Linked DNA regions of Homo sapiens: region 1 is linked to region 2. The links are chromatin loops, found by intact Hi-C in ENCODE. Cell type or tissue: GM12878. All regions are shown on one strand. Each heading gives the region's core, and the rest is flanking DNA. Links, peaks and the distances in the headings are about the cores only.

Evidence for each region. Hi-C counts contacts between places; a loop is a spot of excess contacts. Peaks named below come from ENCODE experiments on the same cell type or tissue, not always from the same donor. Only the 100,000 strongest peaks of a DNase experiment are listed, where the experiment ranks them.
Region 1: a loop joins it to region 2, with 2.4 times the contacts of the local background. A loop is called at or near these places in 2 of 110 quality-filtered maps.

What each region holds. Positions count from the first base shown.
Region 1 is chr4:11,066,533-11,075,133 of GRCh38, forward strand. No RefSeq gene overlaps it. Among named protein-coding and RNA genes, the nearest start is that of MIR572, 300 kb to the right of the region's middle. RefSeq lists an enhancer at 1-90. In GM12878, for the core only: a CTCF peak has its summit at 4,495; a DNase peak (open chromatin) is centred at 6,079.
Region 2 is chr4:10,741,935-10,750,535 of GRCh38, forward strand. All of the region lies in intron 2 of LINC02498 (long intergenic non-protein coding RNA 2498), which reads left to right. Among named protein-coding and RNA genes, the nearest start is that of LINC02498, 8.6 kb to the left of the region's middle. In GM12878, for the core only: no CTCF peak of the experiment used is centred there; a DNase peak (open chromatin) is centred at 5,417; H3K4me3 peaks cover 444 bases; H3K27ac peaks cover 2,158 bases.

The DNA.
Region 1 (8,601 bases), core at 1,386-6,385, 320 kb after region 2:
CCTTGCAGTTTGATCTCAGACTGCTGTGCTAGCAATCAGCGAGACTCCGTGGGTGTAGGACCCTCCGAGCCAGGTGCGGGATATAATCTTGTGGTGCTCCGTTTTTTAAGCCCGTTGGAAAAGCGCAGTATTCGGGGGGAGTGACCCGATTTTCCAGGTGCCGTCTGTCACCCCTTTCTTTGACTCAGAAAGGGAACTCACTGACCCCTTGCACTTCCCAAGTGAGGCAATGCCTCGCCCTGCTTCGGCTCGCGCACAGTGCGCGCACCCACTGACCTGTGCCTGCTGTCTGGCACTTCCTAGTGAGATGAACCCGGTACCTACGATGGAAGTGCAGAAGTCACCCGTCTTCTGCGTCGCTCACGCTGGGAGCTGTAGACCAGAGCTGTTCCTATTCGGCCATCTTCAAAAGTAAGTTTTTAAAAAACCTGCATGCGATACAATAAGATTTCTATAAATAAGGATATTGGAATAAAGGTAAAATACAGCTGGAATGCTAGGGTTTAGGTAGAGACATTTAGGTAGTAGAATGCACCCCCTAAAGCCCTATAATTTTTACCTTGTTCTGAGCTTCCTGAGAACTAAAGAAAAGTAAGACAGGGTTGGTTATATGATTCATGTCATCTATAAGCTAAAAATAAATCAGTTGATCTCCACAGTGGAGATCAAGATTGCATTAGATTAGGTCTGCCATGACAAAGTACCACAAACTGGGTGGCTCCAAACAGTAGAAGTGTATTTTATCACAATTCTGGAGGCTAAAGCTCTGAAAGCAAGATGTTGGGAAAACCAAGCTCTCTCTGAAATTTGCAGTGGAGAATCCTTCCTTGTCTCTTTTTAGCTGCTGGTGGTTCTTGGCATCCCTTGGCTTGTAGAAGCATCATCCCACTCCCTCCTTCATCTTCACATGATGTTCTCATTGCAGGTGTCCACATTTTCTCTTTTTACAATAACACTGGTTATTTTGGACTAGAGGCCCACCCTACTTCAGCATGTCTCCCTCTTAATTAATTACATCTGCAATGACCCTGTTTCCAAATAAAATCACATTCTGAGGTATTGGAGGTTAGAACTTCAAAGTGTGGGAACAATTTTTAACCCATGACAAGGATTAAGAAGGTTATGAGTGTAGGCTATGAGGCCAGACTGTCTTGCTGAAATCCAGACTCTAATACTTCTTAGCTGTGTGACCTCAGACAGTTTACTTCACCTCTCTGTGTCTTCATCTCCTAATTTGTAAAATGACATTCTTAAGGACATTTAACTCATGGATTTTTGTGAGAACTAACTGAAATAATATATGTAAAGTGATTGAAAAGTTGCTTAACACATAGAATGCACTCTATTCGCATCACACAGGTTGATAAAGACCAGGGGTCATTTCCAAGTTCATACTGCTACTGTGTGGTAAAAATGCATTTTGGGCCTTGGGCTTTCTCAGTGTAAACAAATGTATTTTCCTTTATATTCCAGCTTAGTTGATTGCTTTTGATATATTAGAATACATATGTATTCTAATTATATCTATATTATAAATATAGATATTTTAAAGACTGATGAAAGAAGAGAAGGAAAGAAAAAGGAAGGGAAAGAAGGAAGGAAGGAAGGAAGGAAAGAAAGAAAGAAAGAAAGAAAGAAAGAAAGAAAGAAAGAAAGAAAGAAAAAATGAAAGAAAGAAAGGAAGGAAGGAAAAGAAAGAAAGACAGAAGAAAGAAAGAAAAAGAAAGAAGAAAGAAAGAAAGAAAACTAGTTCCTTAAGAAAGTAGTGAATTGAATAAAGGCAGTTGTAAAATTAGCGCCAAAAGTAGTTGAACTATTGGTAAAAGACAATTAACCACCAACACACTACATAATCTGAAACTCTTGAGAATGGCTATTTTTTTTTCTGCTTTGTTCACTAATAAATTCTTGCTACTCAGAACAATGCCTGGCACAAAATAGATACCTAAGAAATATGTACTGAGCCCTGAATGTAAATGTGGAACTACTTTACAAATGGGCATATGCTTTAATCAAGAAATCTTGCTCTTAGTGATTTTCTTTAAGGAAACAATGAAAGCTAAGGAAAGGTTTAGTTATATTAATTTTTACTGAAGGATTGTATATAAAGCAAAAATGTTGGCAGCACCCTAAATGTACGTTAACAGGAAACAAGTTAAATAGATGACAGACCTGGAGTGATAAGATGGTATACCATCTCCAGCAGGGAAAATAATGGCTCCAAAGATGCCCCTGTCCTAATCTCCAGAACCCGTGACTTTGAAGATTTGATTAAGGTTAAAAAGCTTGAAACAGAGAAATTATCTTGGATTATGCAGGAGGGCCCAATCTAATTGCATATATCTCTAAAAGTGAAGAACGTTCCTGGGTGTGATCAGAGTAAGAGGTGATGGCGGAGGAAAGTCAGATAAATGCTACTTTGCTGGCCTTGAGGAAGGGGAAGGGGCATTAAGTCCGTTAATACAGATGGCCTCTAGAAACTAGAGAAGGCAAGGAGACAGATTCTTCCCTAGAGCTTCTGAAAGGAATGCAGCCCTGCTGACACGTTGATTTTAGCCCTGTGAGAACGATGTCAGATTCCTCACCCATAGGACTGTAAGAGAATAAATATATTTTTATTTAAGCCACGAAGTGTGTGGTCATTTGGTACAGCAGCAACAGGAAACTCATGCAGCATTCAAAGCTTTCTCATAACTAAGTAGGGCAGGAGCCTCACATAGATGCCTACAGCAGCCAAGCAGTTACATGCAATTGTGAGTCTGGACTATGATAAAACAGTAAATGATAAGCTTTTAAAATTGATACCAAGTCTGCCACATGCTGTCCAGTTACTTAGTCTGTCAAGATACTATGCAAAAAAACAGAAAAATAACTGTGAGCCATGCATCTCTAACCTCTACTGTAGTGGAAAATTTATGAGCATGAGCGAATGCTCACAATATATTTTTAAAGAAAAGTAGCTGCTTTTAAAATAGCAGATGCAGTAGAATTTTTTTTTAATCTTGTAATTGTATTTACATAGAAAAAGATTTGGAAGGATATGATCTCACACAGTAATCGTCTGGGAGGATAAGACAAGTTTTAATTTTTTTTGCTTCTCTGTATATTTTAATTTCTTTATAATGGGTGTATATCATTTTAAATATAAACTACAAGTTAAATAGAGAAAGGGGAGGTGAATCACCCCAACCTGGCAGAGTAGGCAGTGGACCAGCTTGCCTGACCTGACAATCTCAGTGTGAGCTGCATTCCAGGCTGTCACCAATTATTCCCTTCTCTCCTGGGTGCTGGTGACAATTGCTTTTGGTGCCATTTCAGCCATGCCTTATTCATTCTTCTTTGGGGCCAATTCACTTAAAAGTGTGCTGACCCCACAGAAAAGCTAGTGCTCTCAAACTACCTCCCTGGAGAAGCTCCACATTGCAGCTATGAAACAGGACTGTGCAAAACTCATAAATCTCCCACCTTTTTGAATTAACAATTCTGCAGGGTAGCAAATACAATACATATTAACTGGGTCACGTCATCTATCTCAAAGGGCTGAAAACAACAGAATTGAAACCAGAGACCTGAATGAAATCTTTCCTGTGACCATTCACTGTCTGCTTCACTATCCCTCCTCCCCACCTCACTCTACTGCTCAGCTTCTTTCAAGACCTAGTGGAGGAAAAGGTGAGGTCAGGAGGCAGAGAGACCTGGGATGGGACCCTAGCTTCACCCCTTGCCAGGCGGTGGCCTTGGACAAGCTCTGATCTTGCTAACATTCAACTTCTTCATCTGTCAAAAGGGTTGGTTATATTTACTTCTAAGTTTATTATGGAGATTAAATACATGGGAAGAATTTAGCACAATGAGCACATTGTAAACACACGACATGTGATCACTTATTAATTATTCATTATTTTTATTGTTATCATCATTGTTGTACAGTTTATCTCTCTGGATGACTTCCTAGAAAATATCACCCCCAAATGTAGATTGGCTTCTGAAGATGGCTTGTTTCATGGTCTGTGGAAATATTAAACACAAATATAATGTGCTTTTTTTCTCACCCAACAACAATCAGCAATAGACTTCTGTGACCCCCAAATGTGTGGGGATTTCTCTCTCCCAAAAAGCAAACAATTAATTCCGCAGCAGATACCAGCTGGTTGTCCTCCAATTAAACTTCAACGCTATCTACCTGGAGATACTAGCTGGGTGTCCTCCAATTCAACTCCCAACACTATCTACTGATTGACTTTAAGTTTGGTTCCCCACAACTCCCTCTTTGCATTCAGTTAGTTTTCTGGGGTGGTTCACAGAACTCAGGGAAACACATCTGCCAGATTATTATAAAGGATATTGCAAAGGATACAGATGAACAGATGCACAGGACGAGGCATGGGGGAAGAAATGTGGAGCTTCCATGCCCTCCCTGGGAGCACCACCCTCCAGGAACCTCCACCCATATGTGTTCAGCTATCCAGAAGCTCTTCATACACTGCCCCCATGGGCCTTTTATGGAAACGTCACTGGATAGGCACAATTGATAACTGTGTAGAAAGGTGATTAGAATAAAAGGGAATGAAGTAATAATACTAGATTGGGTGGGGAAACGCTGCATGACATATCTGTTCAGATTTATCTTGGCCTGTCTGTGCAGTTATCCTTTCTCTAGGACACGGGACAGGGCTGCTTCTGAAATGAGGGTCATATGATTCATAGTCAGAATGGTGGGAAAAGATTAGAGTCTTTCCTTGGACTGGTGAAAGGAGGGCAGGGGAAAGTCAGATATTCTTGTGTTTTCTGAGTCCTGCTTCTGAAGCCTAAAGCACACCAACATTTTAACAAAAGACTGTAATAAGGGCTAGGGCTGTGGGAGGTGTGAGCCAGGAACCATGGATAGAAAACAATATATGTATTGCAACATTATACATGGGAAATGTTAGTTATTGTTTACATATTTAGTTACATATTTAATACATAATAATATTGCCTATAATACATAATCATATAATACATAACAATATTTTAACATATTAATACATAATAATGAACACCAATGTTTATGTATTTAACTCAACAAAATGCCAAGATGATATTAATATAGCATATGGTATATAAGAACATTGTTATTGAGAAAATTGAGACAAAGGAAAAAAAAATAGGATAGGAAAATAGCCTAAGCTATTGGTCCCTGCCCAAAATGGCTCATTCCCAAAAGGGGACTGAATGGTTGCTAGTCTTGTAATTCTGTATACTTGCTAAAGATACGCTGCAAATTCTTTTCTAAATTTATCAGTGGCCAAAGAAGAGAAAGACATTAAGTTAGAAGAATCCCAGAGATCATCTCATATAAACCAATGAATGAGCTGATTAGAAGAGTCATGGATTTCTCTTTTGTGGTAGTGAAGCTTAAAAAAAATTCTCTCATAATAATAATAAAATAAAATAAAAAATTCTCTCATGTGCTGTAAGGACAGGGATCCTGATTAAATGAACAATATTTTCCACCAGCTCAACAATAAATAAAACGTGTCACTTTTTGAACGAAAGAATATATGGACAAATGCAATTCTTTAAGGGGCGTGATCATGCTGTCCTGGAATGCATTTCTCAATGAACTGACTTGGTCCAGCAGCACAATTTAGAATATCACAAGAAATGACTGGGTTCTCCACCCACGGGGTACATTATCTCGAATCTAAAAGAGAATGGTGCTCAGCATTTAACAAAAAGTTCAAGTCACATCTCAGTCACTCAATGGTCTTGTGCCTTGAAGTCGCTGAACATTTTTGAGCTTCTGTTTCCTGACCTTCAAACTGGAGAAACAAATAGTATAAGGTTATGTCCTTTCTGAGAGTAGTGTGAGAAATAAATCCAATTTTAAAAATAAAGTACAGAATATGTAGTAGTTGTTCAATAAATAATAGATCTATCTTTCTTCTACAATTTCCTAACCCTTCAGTCATTAAAAAAAAAAAAGTCACTGCAGATGAGCATGAAACTTATTTCACAGACTTTTAGGAAATACCAAATGAGACCAAGAAGGTGAAAATATTTCTGACCAAGGAAACATTGAAACCAACCATCCTGCGGCTTCATTCTCACAACCGAGGCCCTTACAGTCACTTACATAAAGCCATCTGTGTCTCCGTTTCCTCATTTGCATAGCAGAGATAATTAGAATACCTACACCTTAGGCTTATTGCAAGAATGAATTGGATCACCACTCTTCAACATTTAGTTGCTGCTGGATATAAGAACGGCATTCTTGGGAAATCGCTCTTGAAATCTCAGGGAGTGAGAAATTAAATAGATTTCTGCTATAATGTGGCAGAATGGAGACCACATTACACCAGAAAATGATGCAGAATTGAAAATAATGGGATGTCAAAAATGCACATTGTCAGCAAATGCACAAATAAATTATTCAGTTTCAAGGCATCATATTATTCCAGAAATTGTAGTGATGTTTTGGTGATATTGCAGGTGATTTTGTTAATATGTTAGAGAGAAACCTTCATATTTTACAGCACATTATGTTGCAGTTTACAGAATGACTTCTTTATTTTGACTTGGAAAGCTAAGTAGGTCATTGAAATTTTGTAAGTGAGCGTGGAAACCGCATAAGCCCGTCGCAGTTACGTGATAAGACCCTGTGAACTGTGCCTGCCGCCAGCAACAGAGCTCTTCGCAGACTCAGCACTTTTTACCAGTGAAAACTGCTGAACTCACTCATTTTCATCTTCAACAAACATTTATTGAATACAGGTTATGTACCAGAGACTGTTGTTGTCGGATCTGGGGATGCAGACATTAATCAGGCTGCCCTCTGCCTTTGAGGATAGTAACTTCCAGTGTGGGAGGCCTCCATAGAGGATCATTTCAATCCACGGCCCATTCTATCACACTGACTCCCTGTTTCCACCTGGGGCTCAAGGCTAACTGGGTGACTACAGATGGCATATTCTATTTTGCTTTTATAATTATGTACCCACTAGACTATAAGCTCTACGAGAACAGGGATTTTGTCTGTATCCATCAGCATCCCACTTGGAGCTGACTCTCGAGATGTTAAATGAACTTATGTGCCAATCACAACATGCACTTTTCTTAACAATATTGCAAAGTTGGGTTCATTCTGAGTCATGGCGAGGATCCACGCCAAGGCCTACACAGGCGATAAGCGTTAGAGCAGGAATGCAAACCAGGTCTTCTGGGCTTCCAGAGTTGAAAGCCATTGCAAGCTGTTCTTGTTTTTAAGAGGAAAAGTTGCCAAGACTTCCAACAGGGACTTCAGACCCAGCACTGAACAAGGCATGTTTCCCCAGTGCCAACCCCTCCCTTCAGTGAATGACATCATCATGATCAAGTTGAGTAAATCAGGAAGTTGGGAATTAGCCTAAACCTCATTTCTCTCTCCTTACCCCAGTCAGCCACTAGATCCTGCTGATGCTGTGCCCGAATATCTCTTACCCCAGCCTCCCTGTGCTATTCCTTCCTTTGCGGCCCAAGCTGCTATCTGCTCTCATGAAGACTGTTGCAAATAGCTTCCAAACTGTTCTCTTCTCTTCCAACCTCTCTCCCTCCATGCTCTTCCACAGGCCTTGTATTTAAAAGTGTAAATCAAATCCTATCCCTTCTTGCCTGAGGCTTCTTGCGGCTCCTGTAATCATCAGAATGAAGTCTGAAGAGTCTCATCTGGAGAACAAAATCCTTTGTTGATACAACCCTTGCTACCTTGTTCTAACTCTCCTCAGGTTTTATCTCTGCCTCCAGTGTCCTGTATTCGAGTTACCCAGGCTCACTTCTAGTTCCTGAATGTGCCCAAAGGGCTCACACTGCCTAGCCTTCGCTTGACATTTTATCCTTTCAAAATGTTTTCCCCACCTGTCCATCCAGAGACTCCTAAATGTTTTTGGTTAATTACACAGACAGGGACAAACTCCTGAGTTCCCCAGTTTGAATCCCAATTGTTTGTATAACCTTGGGCAGCTCACTTTACCTCTTGTGCCTTTACTTCTCTATCTGCCAAAGCGAGATAATAGTTTATCTACTATTCATACAATTCTTGTGAGGGCTAATAGGGTGAACATGTGCAAAGCACTTAGAACTGCAACTGTCCCGTGGAAGGCATGGTATTTACCGTACCCAGAGTGTGGTACCTGGAGCAGAAACATCAGCATCACCTGAGAGCTTGATAAAAATGCAAATTCTCTGACCCTGCCAAGACCTACTAAATCAGTCACTCTGGGCATGCGGCCCAGCAAACTGTGTTTTAATAATCCCTCTGGGTGATTCTGATAGTGCCTAGGATTTGAGAACCACTGCACTATGTAGCATGTTAGGCACTAGTATTGATATCAGTACAGTATCTCTAACAGTATCAGTATCAGCGTGAGTGTTAGTATTAATATTGCTATGAATGTTGCCTATGTTTCAAGGTACAGATGTTCTCTGGGGTATACATGCACTAGCTAAGCTTCTGGCTTGTTTCTTACAATGCCAGTGCAAGTTTAAATGGATAGGTCAATTGCCCTGTTGTTTACCAAAGTGCCTATAAAAATTTATACTCACACAGCAGAGTGTGTAAGATTTCCTGATGATTTGCATTTT
Region 2 (8,601 bases), core at 2,423-7,422:
TTCATTCTAGGAGCATTTGGCCAGAGTGATCTTTCTGAAATGGAAGACTCATGTATTGTTCCTGTGAGTCAGATGGGAAGCTGATGGAAAGTCTTCAGCAGAGAAAAATCCAAAGTGACTGCAATGATTTACGTGACTCTACAGATCCTGGCCCCTGTGGGTATCACCTCCCACCTCTCTACTCTTCACTGGCTGCACTCCAGCCATATTGGTTCCCTCACTTTCTTCACACTCAGTAAGAATGCTCTACCTCAGGGCCTTTGGATATTCTGTTTCCTCTCCCTGGAAATGCCTAATTCACTGGTTTTCACATGTCTCCCTGCTTTTTTCCTACTATGGGTGGCAGGTGGGATGTCACCTTCACAGAGAGGCTGTTTTCTGTGTGCACTTTATTACATAGCAACACATCCTTTGTCTGTTTCAGTTTCCTTATGCTGCTTTATTACTTTTTTCATAGCACATCTCTCCACTAGACAAGTCTGTCTTTATTTTTTTGTTGTTTGTTATGTAAGGTCCATGAGAACATGCAGTTTGTCTTATTTTATCTTCATTGCCCAGAATAGTACATTGGGTAGTATTAACCATTACCTCAGAATGACTGAACCCCCCACCAAGCTCTCTAGTGTTGTTCACAGTTTCCCCTTGTCTAGAGTTCCTTGTTACTGTGTTTAAATTTGGCTCAGCTTTTTTCAGCTTACTGAAATCTATCATCTCTTTGAATCCTTCAGTGAACATCCTGGTCTATAGTGATCATCTGTCCCCCTACATTTCTGGAGGAATAAAAAAATTTACTTGTCTATTATCATCTGTGACTTTGTATGTGCGAAAGAGGTTGTTGGTTAACTAAATATGTCCTGGGGTCAGATTGCCTGGGATCAAATCTTGGCTTAGCCATTTATAAGTTGAGTGACCTTGTGCAAGTGACATAGCTCACCTGCCATTCCTTCACCTGTCAGAGAGAATAGGACTAGTGCCCATTGCATTCATTTGCTGCATGACTTAAATGAGTTACATTCATCAAAGCATCATCCCTGGCACATGTAAGTGCTCAGTCAACGTTTGCACTGATTTTTATCACCTACATACATTGTGTCCTCAGCTAGATCAAAAGCTCTGTTCTATGTGCCATAACATCTGGCAGAGTCTTCCACACAGCAGGTGCTCAATAACTCTATTGACTTTTGGTAAAATTATTTCCCAAAAGAAATGTCAGAAGAAATGCTTAGAAAAATTATGCCAAAGCAATTATGTTTGTAAAGCTGTTTTGAGACTTAGAAAGGGTAAAGGAGAGTTTCAAAAGAAATTCCCTTTACATACTCAGTTGGAAAACATTTTCTAAGCATGCACTAAGGGCTAGCCATTGTGCTCCATGCTCTAGAGATGCAGTGATGAAAATGGCATGGGTCTTTTCTATAAGAGTTTGTGGGGACAAATATGTGAGTGAATGGCTGTAATAGACTGTGAAGAGGGCTGAAAGGGAGGTGTGTGCAAAGCATGATAGTGTCACAGCGGTCATTTATGGATGGGGGATGTACTGGATAGTTGCTTTTTCAGCTTGACTTTGGTAGCCTACATTTCTATTTCTGTGTGCTGCATGAACGATTTTGAAAATGAGAATGGTGTTAAGATTGAAAATGAAATAGGGTCCCCAGGGAATAAGAGCAGAAGTGGTTTGGGGAGAATATACCAAAACTGTGTAAAACAAGAAGCACAGATTGAACCAAAATTGTTTATTTCTTTAGGTTTCGCTATAACCTAGAAAAAAAACATTCTGAAAACAGCACATTGACTAAGACTTAAGATTTGTTGCCTTATTGTTCTAGCATGTTGTTAAGTAATACAATTGTTTCTGTCTTCAATGTTCTCTAATTGCAAGAATAATATGAAAATGGCATAAAACTGTAGGGTAACTGTCAGGGCCATGAAGAACAAAGCATGTTCAGGCCTCCAGGACCATGGTTTATGCCACCTGTTCTCGTCTGTCTGCTCCGACCCATTATTCTGATTTCTGTCTTATCTGACAATGTCTTTCAATGACAAACACAAAATTAAGATAGGTTGAAAATGTAATTCTAAGCATCACTTTTAAGAGATAAAAGAAAAAATAAGCATCTTTTACTTGAGAATTTACCTGTTCACAAGTAAATTGAGTTTTCTGTTAATCTTTGTACATGTGTGGCCGGTGTGCCTACTGTTAAATTGATACAAGATCAAGATATAAAATCAATTACATTTCTATATACTAGCAATAAACAATATGAAAAGTAAACTAATAAAACAATTCCATTTACCATAGCATTAAAAAAGATTAAAATATGAAGAAATTAATTTAACAAAAGAAGTGCAGTACTTATACATGAAACTATAAAACATTACTGAAAGAAGTTAAAGAAGAATCTTTAATTTAGGGAAATTAAAGAAAAATCTTTAATAAAGGGAAAGCTATTTTATGTTCATGCATCAGAAGACTTAATATTGCTAAAGTGGCAATACTCCCAAAATTGATCTACAGATTCAATAAAATCTCTATCAAAATCTCAGGTAATTTCTTTTGAAGAAATTAAGCTGATTATAAAATCTATATGGAAAATCAAGAAGCTCAGATTGGAAGAAAAAATTCTAAGTACAAACAAAGTTGGATAACTCACATGTTTTGATTTAAAAACTTACTATAATTCTATGGTAATCAAGATAGTGTGGTACCGGCATAAGAATGGAAACAGAATAATGGAATAGAATCAAGGATGCAAAAATAAACCCTTACATTTATCACAAAATTAAAAAATTATTCTTCAAAGGACACCAGCAAGAATGTGAAGAGGCAAACCACAAAATGAAAAAAATGTATTTGTAAATTATTTATCTAGTAAGGAATTTGTATTACATAAAAAAATTTTAACCCAACAATGAAAAGGCAAGTAACCCAATCAAAAAAATGAGCAAAGGATCTGAATCGACATTTCTCCAAATAAATATTAAGTATTTCTCCAAGGAGGATATACAACTGGCCAATAAACACACAAAAATAATACTCAAACATCATTACTCATTAGGGAGATGTATATCAAAATCACAATGAGCTACCACTTCACACTTATTAGGATGGTTAAAATAAAAAAGACAAGTACAAATAAGGATGTGGAGAAAATGTTAAGCAGAGTTATCACCTACAAATTCCATTTCTGGGTATAAAACACTTGGACATAAATGTTCATAGCAGCATTATTTGAATTAACCAAAAATGGAAACAACCCAAATGTTCATCAGTTAATGAACGGACAAACAAAATGTGATATATTCATACCAGGGAATGTTATAAAGTCATAAAAGTGAATGAAGTACCCATGCATGCTACAACATGAATGAACCTTGAAAACATGTAAAGTGAAAGAAGCCAGTCACAAAATATCACATATCATATGAGTGCATTTCTATGAAATGTCCGTAACAGGCAAATCTATAGTCAAGAGGTAGATTGGAGGTTGTTCAGAAGAAGAAGTTAGGGGAAATAGGGAGTGACTGCTAATTGGTATGCGAATTTTTAAGGAGAAATGAAATGTTTTAAAATAAAATAGTCATAATTGTTGCACAACTCTGAGTATACTAAAAATCACTGGATTGTACACTTTGACACAGTGAATTTTCTGACCTATAAATTGTACCTCAATGAAGCTGTTATTTCAAAACCCTACATAAATTGAGTTGAAAACAGTGGCAGCATTAGAATCCTAGAGTCCTAAGATCTGAATGAATCTTGAGCATGTTCTAGGACAATGATCTTCAGTTTGCTTGAATCCTCTCCTGAAAAATGTTTTCATCTGTGTTAGTCTCACACCAAACACAGAAATCATCACTATTCTTTCTCTGGATGAGTTTGTTTGCATGTTAGGAAGCTTAATAGCTGCTATTATCATTGTATTGTTACATTATATTTTTATAATACATTGCATTTTGTTGTGTTTATTATGACCTAGGCACAAAGTGCTTTATATCACTAAGTATTTAATAACTGTGTCATAAATTGGTTTTGAGGTTATGGTGGGCTCCATTTTACAGAAACAAAACTGAGGCACAGGAAGTAAAAAAAATTCAAAGTCACATAGCTCATAAAAGAACTTGAACTGTGTTTGACTTCACAGGCTACTTTTAACTAGTATTTCATATTGGCCTAAATCTAAACTAAAATGCCTCCTTGCAATTGCTAATCCTTTCTTCCTGACTCCTTCGTGTCACCTGTAGAAGTCTATTCACTTACAGGAAAATGTTTTCATATCCCCTTAAGTCTTCTACACATTGAGTATCTGGATTTACATCACTTCAGTCAAGGGTTTTCAAGTTATGGTCCTGAGACCTTTCCTACATTTGTCTGAAAGTGCGGTGTACAGAGGTCAAGAAACAAGATGCAATTACTCCCAGCTGTGGTGTCCGAGGCACCTTGAAAAGAACCTCTTGCTCCTTCCAAATAACCATAAAAGTTAGGCAACATTTTGCATATTTTACAAATGAAGCATTGAACACAGAGAGGCTGAGATCTTGTTCAAGATTACACAGCCATGAAGTAATGGACCCAAGATTTGAAACCACGTCTGGTTGTATTTGTTACTACTGACTTGAATTAGTTAATAGACTAGAAATTCCCCATTTCCTCAACATTGTAGACATACAAAATCAACTACATTAGCTGGAAGGATCCTACTGGAGAAGTAAAATCCTCCTAGCAGCTGGAGGCTGTAAATCTTAGGTCTGGAAGTTAGTGTGAGGCCAAGCTTATTAGTCATAATTAGAAGTCCTTAACATTTCAGAAAGGCTCTTTGTTTGTTGAACTGGACACTTTCTCTTGAAAGGAATAATGCAAATCTTTCAATTTATTTATTTTATTTTATTCTGTTTTTCCTACCACAGTGAGGTAGTGTCTGGGTGAGAACATTCCTTTGCTTCTCATTTCTTCTCCCAGAGCACCCTTTTCATAGAATGTTTTTAACTTGGCAGTTATTTTGATTAGAGTATAAAATTCGCCTTTTATGCTGAAGGATATTTTTTCCAAAAGCTTCTAGAGTCATTGCAGCTATTTGGCAGCAGGTCGAGGATGGGGAATGTGTACCCACCCTTGATGAGGAGGCCCAAACTTTGGCTGCAAGCACTGGTAGAATCTAGGGAGTGGCTAGCAGTTCTTTTTATGTGCTAGGCCACTGGCCACTGAAGGTATAAAGAGGGCTTTATTTTAATGAGGCAGCTGGTAGGAGGGCTGCCTAAAGTCAAGCTATGGCAACAAATAAGACTGTCGGAAATGGTAAACAAATTGCAGCCCTTTTCTAAAGACTTCTCAGAATTGCCTGGGAGGTGTGAGCCTCCCCCATCCCAACAAAGGAGACTGTGACCCAAGGGACTTTCATCTGAGGGACTACTGTCGGTCTGCATTTTTACTTTCAAAATGAAAAGTGAGGACCTGAGGCTTTAGAAAAGGATGGCGATGCAAGTGTGAGCGGCTGTATCTCACTTCTCCAACGGGCAACTGTCCTGCTAGAAGAGGAAGCAAACCCAACCACCAGTCAAACACCTTGAGGGCTGGACTCTCATTTAGGAACTTTGCACACATCATCTTTGTTAATACCCATAGGAACCTTTGGTGGCAGCTAATCTTCATCAGTATATATATATACATACATACATACTTTCTATATAAAAAGGTCAAATATTAAGAAACAGACCCGGAATTTGAATTTAGACCCGTATTACTCCAGGCACATGCCATTATGTCTCGTAGCCTCACCAGAGAATAGAAGAAACATTTTATTTGACAATTCTGTTAGAGTTCTTGGCACAACTTGGAGCTAAAGAAACAGTTCAGGTTCTAACGAGAAAATTATTTTTTCTTGGTTATCTTTTTTCTTTTCCTTTCCGAGGCTCCTGATTTAACCCATTAATGGGAGGTAATATGTTATCTATTTAGCACCACTGCTTGACTTCATTCGTTTATTCACTGAACAAGCACCTACTAAGCAAACCAGATATGTTTATCAGAAGTGTGGATATAGCAGTAAAATCATAAGCAAAGTGTCTGACCCCACAGATGATGTATTTTAATGAAAGGGAACCAATAATAAAACAACATTTCAACAATACAACGGGAGTTAGTGCTAAGTGCTTTAAAATATAGAGTAGGGTTGTTAGGGAGACAAAGAGTATGCCTACTTAGGTCTGCTGGTCAAAGGAGGGTTCTTTGAGGCAATAACATTTGAGCAGAGCCCTGAATAAAACTGTACACCATACAGATATCTGAGACAATATTACAGGTGGAAGAAACCCATTAGTATCGCTTAAGCAAATGTTCCTGTAAAGGAAGGTTACTATTAGAAGCATCAATATCCTTTAACAACTTTGCATGTTGGAGAATCTTTGTCTCGGTACCATGCTAGTAGTACCATGGTGACAAGATGACTCTACAGCTGCTCCAGAGAACCCAAGAGTGACCCACAGAAGTGAGTTTAATCTGATGAATGGGAAAAAATATCCTTGTAACATGGATTGTTCTGGAAAAGGGCCTATGTTTTTAATAAAAAGTCATAATAGATTTCATACAAATTTCAGGCATTATGGGCCTTAGGCTCTCTTTCACAACAACTCAACTTTATCATTGAAGCAGAAAAGCATCCAAGACATAGGTAAACCAATGAGTTCCACTATGATTCAACCAAATGGCACCAGCACAGGCTGGTTGGGAACTCCTCCCCTGGAGTTACACTATTTGAAATCTGGACAGATGTCTGCCCTTACATGAAAGATGGCCAACTGTTAGGTTTTTTTATTTCTTTCTGGTTCTTCTCTTTGCTCTTCTCTCTCTGCCTTCACTGCCTGCTTCCTGCATCGATCCCTCCGAGACCTCATTTGGTGCTTTGCCTGTGCCATGGGCTGGTCAACCCATTTATCAATCACGTTACAGTTCTACTGAAATTAAGAGCAAAAAGGTTCTAAGTTAGGAAAAACTGTGTAAAGGGACAAAAGGGAAATATAAGTCAGCCACCAAGACAATTTGCCAATGCTTCAGAACATGAACTTTCTGAGAGGTGTTCTGGAGGCTCTGGGATCTTTGTCTTTTCCTGTGTTGTTTGCTGAAATCTGGAGGGCTCAGGATTCTGGGTAAGGAAAATGAGATAGGACTGTAACATGAAAACCCATTTAATTGGATCCTACTAACTGAAGCCTCGAAATAACTGTTACACTTTGCTTTCCTCCACAGATTGATTTTTCTGAGAACAAAATAAATATCCACAGTGAGTCACAAATGTAAATGTATTGAGTGCCCAATGTATGGAGCCCTTTCTCCAAGACCTCACTGCCGTAAATACAAATATAACTGAGAACTGGTGATTTGAAGATGATTCTTGGGATAGCGGGCTAGGCGGCACTTCACACTGGCTTTTGGGGCCACATAGGGGTGTAATCATGTTATCACCCTGCACAACCCCAGAGGGTACCATACACAACCCATTTGACCAAACATGGCAGTCCTGAAAGGAATGATGATTGAAAGCCAAGACTGAGCTTTGGCAAGGAAACCACCTCTGAATTACCAACTCATTGTCTATAATGTAATGATAGCATCTACCTCTTAGTAATTTTGTGAACATTAAATGAATAAAGCATGACAAAAGGCCTACCTCTGTGCTTGGTACATAGTAGGTACTCAGTAAAACATTTTTTCTTCCATTCAGAAACAGATAAATGAAGGTATGCAAAACAATAGTTCATGACAAAGAAATTGGTCTCAGAAAATTTTATGTAAACCATAGAAAATTGGGAAAAAATAGATTTGATACCTTTTCTCCTAGAAATCCAGAGGCAATGGGATTTTTTAGCTTTTGTTACCCACAGATATGTGTTTCCTACAACTCACTGACACCTCCTTTCCTCACTAAAGCAAAGGTCCTCTTCCCCAAGCGCTCTTGCTAAGTGAAGCTGGACTGTATTAACTTCAAAGAGTGAATTCTTTCACTATATTCATGATCTCTTGCGATATTTTTAGATGATGACCACTTACTATACAATAAACTGTTGGTAAATTGCAATACAACTATGTAGACATTGAAGATCTTATAAAACAAGAGGGCAGTTTCATTAATGACAAATTTTCAAAACACGAATCAGATTATGCAGTTAATTTCCTCCTCCTTAGCCTAGAACCTGATGTTCACTTCATGTAGCCTTCAGATCATGGTCCATTCTGTCTCAGAAAGCCCCTCCTCACTTGCTGCTCAGCAAAGCCTTCTCTGATAACCATAGCCCAATGTCCCTTAACAGAGTGGAGAGACACATAACCCCTGACTTGGTCATTCTCCTTGCCACACCTGGAAATCTGCTTTATTACAGCATTGGGAATGTAGTTGATTCCCAAACTAGGTACTCTTTGCTTTCCTTTCCCCCACATTACATTATTAGTTCTTGAATTGCAGAAAGGGTATCTCTATCTTAATTCAGCTTTGAATCTGCAGCATTCAGTCCATTGACCATGACTCAGCAGGCAAAGTGACAATTGTTGAATGAATGTTTGATGTACATAGGATGATAGCTGTTCAGTGTGGCTTCCTCACTAATGTACAGACA